2 separate regions of the Mus musculus genome follow, and region 2 is linked to region 1. The links are chromatin contacts, found by Hi-C or POLR2A ChIA-PET in ENCODE. All regions are on one chromosome and are shown on one strand. The core of a region is the stretch at or near the end of the contact, and the rest is flanking DNA. Distances in the headings are between cores, read along the strand shown. Region 1 has its middle 31 kb from the start of Smndc1. Region 2 overlaps Rbm20 (RNA binding motif protein 20).

Region 1 (6,721 bases), core at 2,551-5,050:
CCTTCCTCCCATGTGGAAGACTTAGTCGTCCCCGGAGTGGGAGAGAGCACAAACCATTGGCCAATCTGTCCCGTGGTGAGAGAAGATGCCAGCAGGGATATTCCTGACCCACAGCAGAGCCAGTGGCTACATCATCCTGGCACTCGGGAACAGGAGAGTTCACCAGTATCTGCTGGGTATTGCTCCAGTTTTTGTCACAGAAATACGCATGGCATTGCCCCCTTGAAGGCTGAAGAACCAGAACCTCGGAGGTGCTAAGGAGAATGTTCCACGTCACATAGACAGGGGCGTGGGTCGAAGGAGTCCTCCCTCCACGGGCGCTCTGGAGAGGTCGGTGCCAGAAGCCCAGCTCTTCTTTTGTTTCTTTTCTTTTTTTAGGTCTTGGGTTGGGGTTGAAAACCGAAGGTGGGGTTTGCTGTTTTGCACAAACGACCTGCCTCGCGCGTCATCCAAACACCAAGTTCCGCTTGTGGAGGAAGTGAGAGGTGTCGGATTCGGTCATGCAGAGCGCAGCTGGCCAGGCTGCCGGAAAGAGAGAGACTGAGCTTGCTGTTGCTGTGAAGTTGTGGACTCGGCTTGAGTCAGGGCAGGAGCCATTCCCATGTCAGCACCCAGTACAGGGCCATTGTCCCACCACCCTGGCCACTCATTCCGGTCATTTCCTCCCCAGTCTCTGAAATCCACATGAAAGGAAAAAAAGAAAAAGGAAGGAGAGGTTGGGGAAAGAGAGGAAAAGAAACAGGAAGCAGCAGCCTGTCCAGGCATCCTGGGCTAAGGTGGCCTAGGTTGCGCCCTAAACCCAGGGGTGGGATGTTGTGGGCTTCATGTGGTCCAAAGCCATGCGGTTTGAACCATCCTTTGATTAACAAAAGAACATAAGACTATGAAACAAAATGAAATTATAACAAATATTTATTAAGGATGGGGGAAGGTAAGCAGCGAATCACTGTCGCCTGGAGTCACATCTTTTTACCTGCGTCTCTCTGAGGTAGTTTACCACAAATGAATGAGTTATACTTCCTGTTTGTAGCTGACCTCCCTTCCCTAGGTCACCCCTGCCCCTCAGTGCTGTCTGAGGTTCCAACACTTGTGTATCTGCAGTAAATGTACTATGATCCCAATATCTGAGCGCTGAACACTGTGGGCTTCTGTCACCCTAACTCTTTATGGGAATTGAATGATACCCATAGATGTTCCACATACAATTTGAGGGGTTCTTAAAGCCCTCTAACGCACATCTGTGGGTCCCAGGTGTGAAACCTTAACAGGTACATTCCTCTCGTGCCACACATGAGGTGACACGTGTGTGTGTGTGTGTGTGTGTGTGTGTGTGCGCGCGCGCGCGCGTACTCACATGCTTGTGACTTGCTCACGGTGACCCAGTAGGCTGGGACTCAAGAAGCAGGATGGGCTTGAACCTCGGCTCCTCCCCTCTTCCATAGTGGCTGCTCTGCCTTTAGCACCAAGTGGGCTCTCTGAAGAAGGATATCCCAAATTAGATCCTACCCCCTCAGAAGGTCTTTCTTGTGTCTCATTCTCTTCTTCAGACCGGTATTTTTGCTCCGTGCAATGGGGAGGGCAGCGACAACCGCATGGAAACGCACAGACAGGAAACAGGAATGCCCCTGTGTGTTCGAAAATATTAAGAAATGAGAGTGTGTGGGGAGGTTGGTAACAAGTTTCGCTGCGGAGAAAGAATGTAGTCCTGGGGAAGTCCCAGGAGAAATCTATCGGACTGAGTCCAGCCTCAGTGTGGCGCTCTCTCCTCCCCTCCCCAGTGTGGGTGGTCCGGGGTAGCCTCGGCGCCCCCATGCTGTGCGCTCTGCAGGTGTGCGGAGACTCCTCCCCCTCCGCCAGCTCGCCACTCCCCCTCCCCCAGGTTTGCCCACTTCCTCTTAGCCATCCGCTCAGCTTTTGGCACCTCACCCCTAGCGCCTGGCCCTCTTCTGTCACAGCAAAGTGATGTTCAGTTTTGTATGTATTTGTTTCAGCTCTGTGTGGCCCATTACATGAGAAGGTCACTGTGAGCAGGACCTGGATCCTTGGTGTCTGGGGCTCCCTGCAGCCACTCACTAAGGTAAATCAATGATGGCATGGAGTAGTGTTCTAGTTTCCTTACCGTTGCTATGATAAAACACTCCGACCAAAAGCAGTTTAGTGGAGGGAAGGGGCTTCTTGGCTTACACTTCCGGGTCACAGTTCATCACGGAGGAGAATCAGGGCAGGAACTGAACCAGGAGCTTGAACCAGAAACCATGGAGGAATGCTGCTTGCTAGCTCATTCTTAATGGAACTTTCTTATTCAGCCCAAGACCCATCCGACACAGGGACTGATGTCACCCACAGTGGGCTGGGTCCATTTTTATCAATTAACAATCGAGACCATCCGCCACCCCCATAGACATGACTACCCGCCAATCTGATCTGGGCAGTCTCTCAACTGAGACTGCCTTCTTGGGTGACTCTTGGCTGTGTCAAGTTGACAGTTAAAGCTAACTGAGACATATGATTTTGGACTTTGACTACTGAAATAAATGACCTCTGCCCCTCATTTCTGAAATCTTAGACAGGCCTGAATGTAGCTGGGTGCTTGCTTCAACCTCTAAAGCACAGAGGAATGGCGAGTGGGGTCCTGCTCCTCAGAGCTGAGGTTCCATCCAGCAAGGGCACACATCCAAACTGGCCTCTCGGATTGTTCTCGGTCTTCTGCTGCTCTTTAACAGCCCATTGGATCTGGGACGGCATCTTGCCCCCGTTCCCACTCCCACTCCCAGCTAGCCTGCCCACTAGTGGTTGAGAGACTATCAGTCACGGTTCTAAGGATGGGTTTCTCCTGAGGACTGCAGGCACCAAGGCATAATTAAGGAACTCGAACAGGTCCTTCTGCCTTCTGGGCTCGCCTCCAAATAATGGCGCTGCGCAGAGAGTAGCCTGTTATTCACACGATCCCCCCCCCCCCCCCCCCGTTTAGGTGGAATATCTTCTTCTTCTTCTTCTTCTTCTTCTTCTTCTTCTTCTTCTTCTTCTTCTTCTTCTTCTTCTTCTTCTTCTTCTTCTTCTTCTTCTTCTTCTTCTTCTTCTTCTTCTTCTTCTTCTTCTTCTTCTTCTCCTCCTCCTCCTCCTCCTCCTCCTCCTTCTCCTCCTCCTCCTCCTCCTCCTCCTCCTCCTCCTCCTTCTCCTCTCCTCCTTCTCCTTCTCCTCTCCTTCTCCTTCTTCCTCTTCTTCTTTTTTGTAACCTGACACCCACATCTTCATGACTGCAGCTGTGTATAACTCTCACAAGGAGGGAACCCTGACCACCAAATTCTTCCTCCTTCCTCCTATTTCTCTCAGTGTTGGGATGGTAGAGGTGAGGTGAAAGATTTATGCCACAAAGAGGTACAAGCCATTTTCTCCTCCGAGGCTCCTGCTGGGGGTAAGGGGTGGGTGAGGAGCCCTGATACCAACAGCTATGGACTAGCCTCCTCTTAGCAGTCAGCTTCTCTGCTTTCCAGAGTCCCCAGCAGCTGGAGGTGGGGTCTGACCTTGGACATCAGGGAACAGCACGCGCAGGGGCTAAGTGACCTCAGTTCGGTAGATAGGTGTCTGCTCCTAGAAACTGCCTTATTCCCCCTCACTATGCTCCAGTTCCTTCCTCCCGGCCACCTCAGGTGAAAAGATCTGCATGAAATTCTTTTGCCTTTTCTTGCAGCCGCCAAGTCTTTAACTTTCTTGCACCAATCGCCTTTTCAGGAGGACAAGAAATGAGCTATGATAGGCTATTCAGGAAGTTGAAGACAGCTGATTGGTGCTAATGGGTGTGGGGCGGGCCCTGCCTCTGTCCCATTCTTTCTAGTTAATCATGAGAGAGGCTTTTAACAGAGTCCTACAACCTGGGTTGACTTGAGCCGTCCCTCACTGCCTGGCTGACTCGTCTCTGAGCGTCTTGATAGGGGCCCACCACATCCCTTCCCACCTTACTCAGCTGGTGACTCTGTCTTAGATCACTGCTCCGTGGCTTGAGCACTTTGTCTCTGCTCCGGAAGAGGTTTTGCTCTGTCATAGCTCTCCTCCTCCAGAGGCCAGTGCATCAAAAGAGAGTCAGCACCCTGTAAATAGTTGTGATCCTAGGTGAGTGGCAGGTGTCACACACGCGTGTGTTGCTTGCCGTGACGAAAATGCAATGCGCAAGCAGAAAGCAACAATTGGTTCTTTGTTACAGCATTCCACGCTGGGTTCCATCCAGCATGGCTCCATACCTTTGCGGGGGGAGGAGGGGGAGTAACTAATGACTGCCTCGGATTCCTAAGGGTGAAAGGCTTAGAGGCACTGGGGGGCGGGGTGGCGGCGGGGGAGGGCGGCTAATGCAACCCAGTGTGAAACTCTGCCTCTGTCTGCTATGCTCTCCTTCTGTGAACTCCAGTACTTGATCTCTTGGTATCCCTAGTTTCCTCATGACTAAAATGGGACTGATCATAGTATTAAATAATCTTATGCGTAAAGCATTTACAATGTTGGCTAGCACACAGTAAGCACCGTACAAATTTGCTATTATGAGCACTAAGTGTCACTCTGAAGAGTTCCGTTCTTTTGTAACTAGGAAATGTGATTCTTTTTCCTTAGTTTTCCAAAAGAAGAAAAAACAAAAGAAAGGAAGGAAGGAAGAAAGAAAGAAAGATAGATAGATTTTATTTTATTTATATGGCTGGGCGTGGTGGTACACACTTTTAATCCCAGCACTTGGGAGAGACAAAGACAAGTGGGTTTCTGTGAGTTTGAGGCCAGCCTGGTCTACATAGTGAGTTCCAGAACAGCCAGAGTGAGACCCCCAACTTTAAAATGTGTGTGTGGCCGGGTGTGGTGGCGCACGCCTTTAATCCCAGCACTCGGGAGGCAGAGGCAGGCGGATTTCTGAGTTCGAGGCCAGCCTGGTCTACAAAGTGAGTTCCAGGACAGCCAAGACTACACAGAGAAGCCCTCCCTGTCTTGAAAAACAAAAACAAAAAACAAACAAAAAAGAATAAAATGCGTGTGTGTGTGTGTGTGTGCACATATGCATGTGTGTGTGTGTGTGTGTGTGTGTGTGTGTGTGTGTGTGTGCACATATGCATGTGTGTGTGTGTGTGTGTGTGTGTGTGTGCACATATGCATGTGTGTATGGCTGCGGAGACTAGAGATGTTGAGTTTTCCTGGAGCTGGAGTTACAGGCAGTTATGAACTGCCTGACATGAAGCCAGGCCCAATTTTCTTTAAGACATTCAATCCTTGGACCCCCCTCTAGTGGCGCCATCTAGTGGAGAGTGTCAAACTTGACGCTCTTACACCCCGACTACTCAGCTCTCCCGTTGGAGTGTGGAAGTAGCCTCAGACAGTATGGAAATGATGAGGGAGGCTGTGTTCTAATAAAACTTTATTGACAAAAACAGAAAGCAGGCCAGGTTTGTCCAGCAAGCCACCATTGGCCAACCCTTCATCTGCAGTAGTTTTCTTACAGACGTTGTCTCCATCCTTACCAGAGTCTTCTGCCATAAAGCTTGACTATGGGTCTGAGTGTTCACTTCCTCTAAGAAAAATGACAAAATACACACAGAAATGGAAATTTGGGGGTGAAAACTGGGAAGAAGTCCTTAATCTGTTTCCTCTTGCCTACATCAGTGATATAACACAGAGAAAAGATGAATCCGAAGCTAGAAAATACGTGTACGGAAGCCAACTTTCTTCTGGCAGCTTAAGTCTTTGCTCTGTCGGTCCATCTTTTACTGCTAGTGCGGTGTTTGCCATAGGACCCTGATTCGCAGAGTTCCAGTCACACTACCTTTTCTAAGAAGCCCGCTGAGACCCTGCCACACAGCTTAAATCTCCATTCCCTGAACTCCCACAACGCTGGTCTCAGAGCTTAAGGAAGTGGCAAAAATCCCAGTTCAAGGTATGGGGCCACTGCTATAGGTGTCTGAGCAAAGACCTTGAGGAGTCTGTCGGGCTGGCAGAGCACACATAAGGCCCCGGGTTCTGCCCAGCTAGCATCGTATAGAACGGACCACAGTGACACATACCCCAGCTCGGGGTAGACAGACGCAGGAGGACTAGAAGTTCAAAGCCATCCTCACTCACCCTGGAAGAAATGAGATTTTTTTTTTTCTAATGAAAAGAAAAAAAGAAGGTCAGGTCTGAAGTCTGGAACACGTTTTGGGTTTTTACTTGCTTTATAAGGTAGTTTGAAATCACACGTGGACTGATTTGCCAGTTGGCACAAGGAGTCCTGCCCCTGTCAGACCACCACTCCTCCTCCTCCTCCTGATGCTCAACACTGACCGCCAGCACGGTCTAAGCTTCTCTGGGCAACTCTTGGTCCGAGGTCCACCCTGCTACAGGGCATGGCTGCTTGGGAGGTGAACGGTGGGGAGTTTGTGCTTATCCTGCGCAGTGCTCAGACACGTCTCCGTCTCTGGGAGTGGGAAGGTGCAGTCTGAGATGTGAGAAAGGTGAAGCTATATTCTCTGGCTTCTGGGCCCCCAGTCACCACTGGAGAACCACACAGAGAAGTTGAATGAAGTGTTGGGGAGCCACAGGTTCACGATGGGGCCGAGACCAGGCGCTCCCAAACTCCTGGACATCTAGGTGCTGCTGAGTCATAAGGAGCTGAGAGCAGAGTTGGGGGCCGTGGGCTGAAGCCCGGGGCCAGAGGAAGGGGGAAGTTCCAGCTTAGCTCAGCTGTGATTGTCCTTAGCTTGGTGGCTGTTGT
Region 2 (6,721 bases), core at 2,710-5,209, 380 kb before region 1:
AGGTCTGGCTGAAGGAAGGGGTCACTGGAAACGTGGGTCTGAAGGGTGTCCTGCCCCAATCTATATTGTACTCTGGCTCCATGAAGGAACAGCTCTGTTCCAGCATGCTCTCCCTACCATGAACCTTTGCCTGGTGAGGTCCCCAAAAAACAATGTCGTGAACCAGGATTACTGGAAGCTTCTAAAGCTGCAAGCTGAAATAAATTTCTCTCCCCTCAAACTATTTCTAACCCCCCTTTTATAGTTATTTACTTATTTTTATTTTATATACATTGGTGCGTTGCTTGTATGTATGTCTGTATGAGGGTCTCAGGTCCCCTGGAACTGGAGTTACAGACAGTTGTGAGCTGCCATGTGAGTACTGGGAATTGAACTCAGACCCTCTGGAAGAGCAACCAGAGCTCTTAACTGTTGAGCCATCTCTCCGGCCCTTAAACTGTTTTCTAAGGCTACAGAGTTAGCTCCACAGATGAAGGCCCTTGCCACCAAACCTGACGATCCGTGAGACCTATACGATTGATAAGTGTAAACAGGTTCTACCAAATGCCTCTGACTGTACCATGGCATATGTACCTCTGTCAACAAAAATTGACTAATTAGGGCTGGTGAGATGGCTCAGCCGGTAAGAGCAATGACTGCTCTTCCGAAGATCGTGAGTTCAAATCCCAGCAACCACATGGTGGCTCACAACCACCCATAATGAGATCTGATGCCCTCTTCTGGTGTGTTTGAAGACAGTTACAGTGTACTTATGTATAATAATAAATAAATCTTTTAAAAAATTGATTAATCAATTAGATGGTTTTTTTCCTCAAATATTTTTACAGTGATTTTAAGAACATCTGCATAACATATTCTTCTAAGAGGAAAGATCTTCACTGAAAAGGGATAACATTGCTTGATCCTTCTGCTCAGCAAGGTGGCAATGCAAGATCAGAGTGGGTGCCTGTGTGGCCGTGGGCTGTCCTTGGATGAGTGGGAGCAGGGCTCAGGCGCCACGGGTCCTCATCTCAACCCGTCTCTCGTCAGCCATGTGACAGTGAGAAAGGAAAAGGCTCACCTCCCTGCACCTCAGCATACCTGTGTATGCACTCAGTTAGAGACAGGATCTTGCCATTAGCCCTGGGTCTCTTGGTGCTAGCTATGGAGACCAAACTATCTCCAAATTTGCAGGGATGTTCTTGCCCTCCCCCCCCCCCACCCCCCCCCCCCGCCGAAACAGTGTGCCTATTTTGTTTTGAAAAACAAATAAACAAACAAACACCCACATTACACTCTTTCCCTTTAAGGCCCACACAGGTAAAGAAAGCGCTGTCTGGGCGTCCTGGAAACTGCCAGGTCCCACATAGTTATAGCGTTCTGCAGGCTGTTCTTGGGGAGGGCATTTTCTGTGTGAAGAGAACCATCTTCATTCTAGGAAACAGTCACATGTTTGGATGCTCTCATTGCCACTGAGAGTCAGGATAAAATGAGTGAAGTCATTGGTTCAGCCATATCAGCGAAGTGTCAGTCATGATAATGTGATTGCATCACAACTGGGGAGCAGGGGCTATGCTCAGAGACAGGTTTGAGACTTAGAACCATCCTAATTTTACCTCTCATAAGCTAGTCTCTCTGGGCCAGTACTCAGCTTCTATAAGGCCTTAGGTCCTCATCATTAAAAGGAAGACAGATGTATCCAGGCTTGTTCTGAGAGTGGAAGGGTGCATACCGTATTTAGCCCAGTTCCTACCACCCAGCAAGTAACCACTGCTATTATTATTCCTGCCGTTGTGTTATCGCTGCTAATATTATCCTTATCATTGTCACCCTGAGAACAGGCAGCATGGGAGCTCTGCCAACAAACAAGGAAGCTAAGAATGTGGAGATGTGAAAGTAGACAGAAAGGGAAGGGCAGGCAGGGGGTGGGCAGCTTCTGTCAGGAGAGAGCAGAGGTGGAGAGAGGCTCAAGCTGCAGAGATAGTGGCAACAGCCCTTGGGTGACCTCAACCAGGCAACAGCACATTGCAAGGCTGTTGAAGGTCCGTGCTGTGGCCCTGTACAGCGCAGCCACATGCTCGTCCCTGGTGATGTCCCCCTGACCAGCAGACAAGCCAGGAGCGTGTCAGTGCCCAACCAACAAAACCAACTTTGTTCACAGTGAGCACGATGGCTTCCCAGAGAAGCGATTCGGGAATTTAAAACCACTCTTGAGTTCAACTCAGCTCACTTTCCAGACTGTAACAAATGCGCCCTTGCTTGTTTGTGCTAAGATATAAACCATAGTCCAGGTGAGATTAATGAAGCCAGGCAGGAGTTACTGTTCACTGTGGGTACGACTTCACAGGAGACCCAAGTGCAACTTGCAGCTCAGGGGTCGGGCCTCTGCTGTCTCCTGGAAGCTAAATATCTCCTAGATCTTCATCTTTCCATAGTTAAATCTGACTGCACATATGCAGATCTTAGAAGAGTTCAGAGAAGCTCACCATGCCTCCAGGTGAAAGTGCCATGAACTTATGAGACATCCCCAAGTTTTCTACAACACTGTAATTCATAATTTATATTATTTACAATGTGTTTCAAGGAGAACCAGACAGGAGGAGTGCAAAGGCCCCAGATATAAAGAAAATGGGGGTGGAAAGGCTGGACGCACCCTACTGGACCAGTACCATTGTCTGCCCTGACTGCAATAAATGACATAACTACATGGTGATTAAAAGGGGAAAAACTAACTTTCCTGTAATGCTCTCAGAAACTGGGTCAGGCTATGTAGCACAGAGACGGGTTTCAAAATGCCAGGTTACAAAGATGCTAGCTCTGACAATCCAGGTCCTGTGCGGGCTGCAAGTTCGAAATTCTAGCTAAATGTCATAGATCTGAGAAGCAAGGAGTCTCAGAGATCATCTTGTGGTCACAACCCACCTGTCCAACACAGGGAGGAAAGCAAAAGCCAGGGAAGTTGATGAAATACAAAAGTCTCGTTGTTCCAACCCCAGTCGAACTCCTGAAGAGAGCAGAGCCAGGACTGGAGCCCCAGGGCTGGTGCGGGGGTGAGAGTGGAACGCAGCCTTCAGCAGGGGGGGTCTCTTCCTTCTTGGAGACAGGGAGGGCTGTTGCACACTCTCTTCACAAACAATGGTGTTGCTGGATCATCATTGGCTAGGCCTCTGTGACTAATTTCAAGATTACCGGGTCACTGCTGCTAACCCGTGTTTGGGCCTTTGCCACAACATTACCATAGGGTGATTCATATCACCATGACAGCTCTCCGAGATGATTCATAGCATCGATGATAATCCTGCGTTCTCTCTTTTGTTCTGGGCTTTTCACTTGGTAGGTTAATAGGAGTCGCCCACTGCTGCAACACACACATGCACACGCATGCACATACATTCACACACACACACACACACGCCCACGCCCACGCCCACGCACAATCAGTCTCCAGAGGAACCATATGGGTAGTGAGTTCAAATGTGATCATTTCCAGTTTACACTAAGAAGACTATATAGGTCAGACAGTGGTGTGCACTTCTCCACCCAGTACTCAGGAGGCTGAGGCAGGAGGATTGAGAGTTTGAGGACAATCCCGGCTATGTAAGTGAGACTTTGTCTCAAAACAAACAAACAGAAAACGAAAAGCACAAGACCAGGAAAGACATGGTGAGCCACCTGAGGTCATCCACAGAATAAAGGACTTTTAGTTGCATAACTGCCCACGGTCACTAAAGGGAGCGTCTAGCGCTTTATTTTCGGCCCAACTTCCCTATGTGACCTTTAGTCTCCTGTGCTCTGCACTGCTCTTATCAGACAGCGTGCAAGTCTCACGAAGAGGGCCTGGTGGTTTTCTAACTGACAGGGGTGGGACTGCCTTTCCTCTCAGGAGTGGAACTCAGCACGTGCATGAGGGAAATGATAAATCCATGCGTGCAGAGAAAGCAGTATGCGTTCCCCAGCGACCCACAAGACAGGCTTCCAGGGGGCCCAGCCATGTGACATGGTGACATGACAGACAGGGTACAGTCTCCTACACATCCATAACTGTCTCGGGATTGCTTGTATCTGCAAGGCTGTGTTGAACCAGCCTGCAAGTCTGGGGCAATTTTGGCCAATGTAGCCTCTAAGAATAACATACTCACTCTTCCTTTCTCCCATACCCTATCATTTTCTTTTTTTTAAGGCTTTCTTTGTTTTGAAGGGCTGGGGACATGTGGAAAACACATGTCTGCTACTGAGCCTCATCTCCCAGCTACTCATGTTTCTTTCTTTTAAAATACGTTTTATTTTATAAAATTATGCACCAGGTGTGGTGATGCACACCTTTCATCCCAGCGTTCAGGGAGCATAGGAAGGTTGATCTCTGTGAGTTTGAATTCAGCCTGGTCTATAAAGAGAGTTCCATGCCAGCGAGGGCTGCATAGTTAAGACCGTATCTACAGAAAAAGAAAAAAAAAAAAGTAAAAGATAAACAACTTAATTTTGTTGTTATTGATGTTTTGGTTTTTTGAAACAAGGTCTCTTGACCTTGTATACTGGGGAATTAGAAAGGGTCTCAGTATATAGCCCTGGCTGTCCTGGAGCTTACTCTGTAGACCAGGCTAGCCTTGAACTCACAGAGATCCTCCTGCCTCTACCTCTCAAGTACTAGTGTTAAAGACATGTGTTGCTATGCCCAGTTTATGACTTAAAATTATTATATTAGATGAAGAGATTTATTTAATATTCATGTTTGTTGTGAATTTTAAAAATATAAAAGTAAGCTAGGTGGTAGTGGCACATATCTTTAATACCAGTACTTGGAAGGCAGAGGTACGTGGATCTCTGAGTTTAAGGCCAGTCTGGTCTACATAACTAGCTCTAGGATAGCCAAGTATACACAGAGAAAGCCTGTGTCAAAAAAAAACCAACACCAGTGTGTGTGTGTGTGTGTGTGTGTGTGTGTGTGTGTGTGTGTAGCAGGAGCCTAAAAAAACCTCATCATTGATTCCCCCACCCCCTCAAATGAACAGAACATGCTATTATAGTCATTTTGACTCAGAGGACATTAGGTGGACAAGGCCAACCTAGGCAGCACATATGTGCTGTCACAACACAAGATGGAGAGCTACTGAGACCCTGTTTAATTCCCTAATACACAGTAATATCCCTTCAAGACACTGCCTAGATCAGTCCCACTCTCTTTTCTCCAGAGACAATTACAGGGGGGTTTGTATATCTCCTGGTCTATTCTTGTGTCTGTCTATTTGTCTATGTATAAAAGTATAAACATGAATCTTTTCTTACATAGATGTAGGACTAGTTTCACAAAAATTCTCCACAACACACAGACACAGTCACACACACACACAGACACACAGACACACACACACAGACACACAGACACAGACACACACACGCAGACACACACACACACACCTGACTAAGTTTCTTTCAGGACTGAACACAGCTACGCTGGAGTGAAAAATTAGTAAGAAACATGAGAAGGCCCCAAGCCGGTCCTGAGACCAAGATTTACTCCCCGTGGGCCAGCCTGCTTCCCTGGGTCTCAGAGCTTGTGTTTTTAATGAAATCGCTGGATGAAAGGAAAGGGCCTCTTAGGTGCCATCCACCTTTGAAATCTGACAACTGTGAGGTTCATTTTCCTCATCTGTCACACACTGACATGAATGCCTGCCCTGCCTGCTTCTGCACAGACTGCCTGGAGATCAGAGTGGCTGTAGGTCCTCTGAGGAGTGTGATCATCCCAATTCCGCCATCATTCTCACAAACTGCCTATCACTAAGATCCTGGGACTATTTCTAAAGAAGCTATTGTAACATATGTGTGTACAAGGCTTGGTTTGGATGACTGTGTGACGGGCCAGGATGTATGAAATTATTAATTTTCTTTGGCCCTGTTATCTGGGATGAGCGGTTCCGCACAGCGGTTCCCTTAGCTCTATCAGAAGACTTAGTGAGTACAACACTCCAGCGTCCTCTTACGTAATCCTCTCCTCTGTGAGACCTGTCCAGCCTGCTCTGGACTTCCATGCCAAAATGAGCTTGGACCACTCAGGGCTGGAATTGCTTTGTCGGATATACAGTTGGTTTTTTGTTGTTGTTGTTGTTGTTTTCAGGCAGAATTTCACTCGTTTTATGAAGATTAAAATCTAAGAAACTCGTTTGACCTTAGGACTCGGGGACATTTTCCCATTTTTCTCAGAAACCTGAGATACGGCGATCCCTCGAGCTGAGACACTTTCCTGGAGGGCAGCAGACTTCAGAAAGGAAAACCACGTTCTTGGCTCTGTCGTGTAAGGCTCCAATGCACACTTCCCTAAGAAGCCAAATTGTTTGCGTTTATATATAAATATGAAAGAAATGCCAGGTTCCTAGGCAATGCTGCTCCAGTAGAATTCGCTGTGCACAGAGGTGTCTACGCCTTTGTGTGTTCTACTCCATCTTCCCGTACCCCTGTCAGCTGGAGAAGCTATGAATGTCCGTGGGACACCTTGTCCACAAAGCCTTGTCTCCTCCACCCAGCGTGCTCCAGGAGGCCACCACTCTCCACTCCTCTACCACCCTCTCACATGATTGAACTTAGTGGTCTGGCTTCCCCAATACCCCACGATCATTTGAAAGCAGATATAACATGACCAGTCCAGGTCATAGCCCCTGGCAACAGGTGGGCATACTGTTCCACAAGAGTTGTCAGTCACACGAGTTGTCATCCTCAATTGGCCTTTTTTAGCCAAATAGTTCCT

The links. Hi-C counts contacts between places; a loop is a spot of excess contacts on that map. ChIA-PET counts read pairs that join two places held with the same protein, here RNA polymerase II (POLR2A).
Region 2: a map of regulatory T cell shows a loop between it and region 1 (2.5-fold over the local background). The contact joins two enhancer-like sites. A Hi-C loop is called at or near these places in 2 of 37 maps with a recorded cell type or tissue (T-helper 17 cell and regulatory T cell). POLR2A ChIA-PET finds 5 or more read pairs at or near these places in 1 of 5 experiments (embryonic stem cell).

The regions. Positions count from the first base shown.
Region 1 is chr19:53,418,578-53,425,298 of GRCm38, reverse strand. No RefSeq gene overlaps it. Among named protein-coding and RNA genes, the nearest start is that of Smndc1, 31 kb to the right of the region's middle. Within about 2 kb of position 3,800, at least 2 of the 3 ENCODE cell types and tissues checked have a DNase peak (open chromatin) inside an H3K27ac peak, as active enhancers do.
Region 2 is chr19:53,797,214-53,803,934 of GRCm38, reverse strand. The region is part of intron 1 of Rbm20 (RNA binding motif protein 20); the gene reads right to left. Among named protein-coding and RNA genes, the nearest start is that of Gm30890, 14 kb to the right of the region's middle. Within about 2 kb of position 3,959, at least 1 of the 3 ENCODE cell types and tissues checked has a DNase peak (open chromatin) inside an H3K27ac peak, as active enhancers do.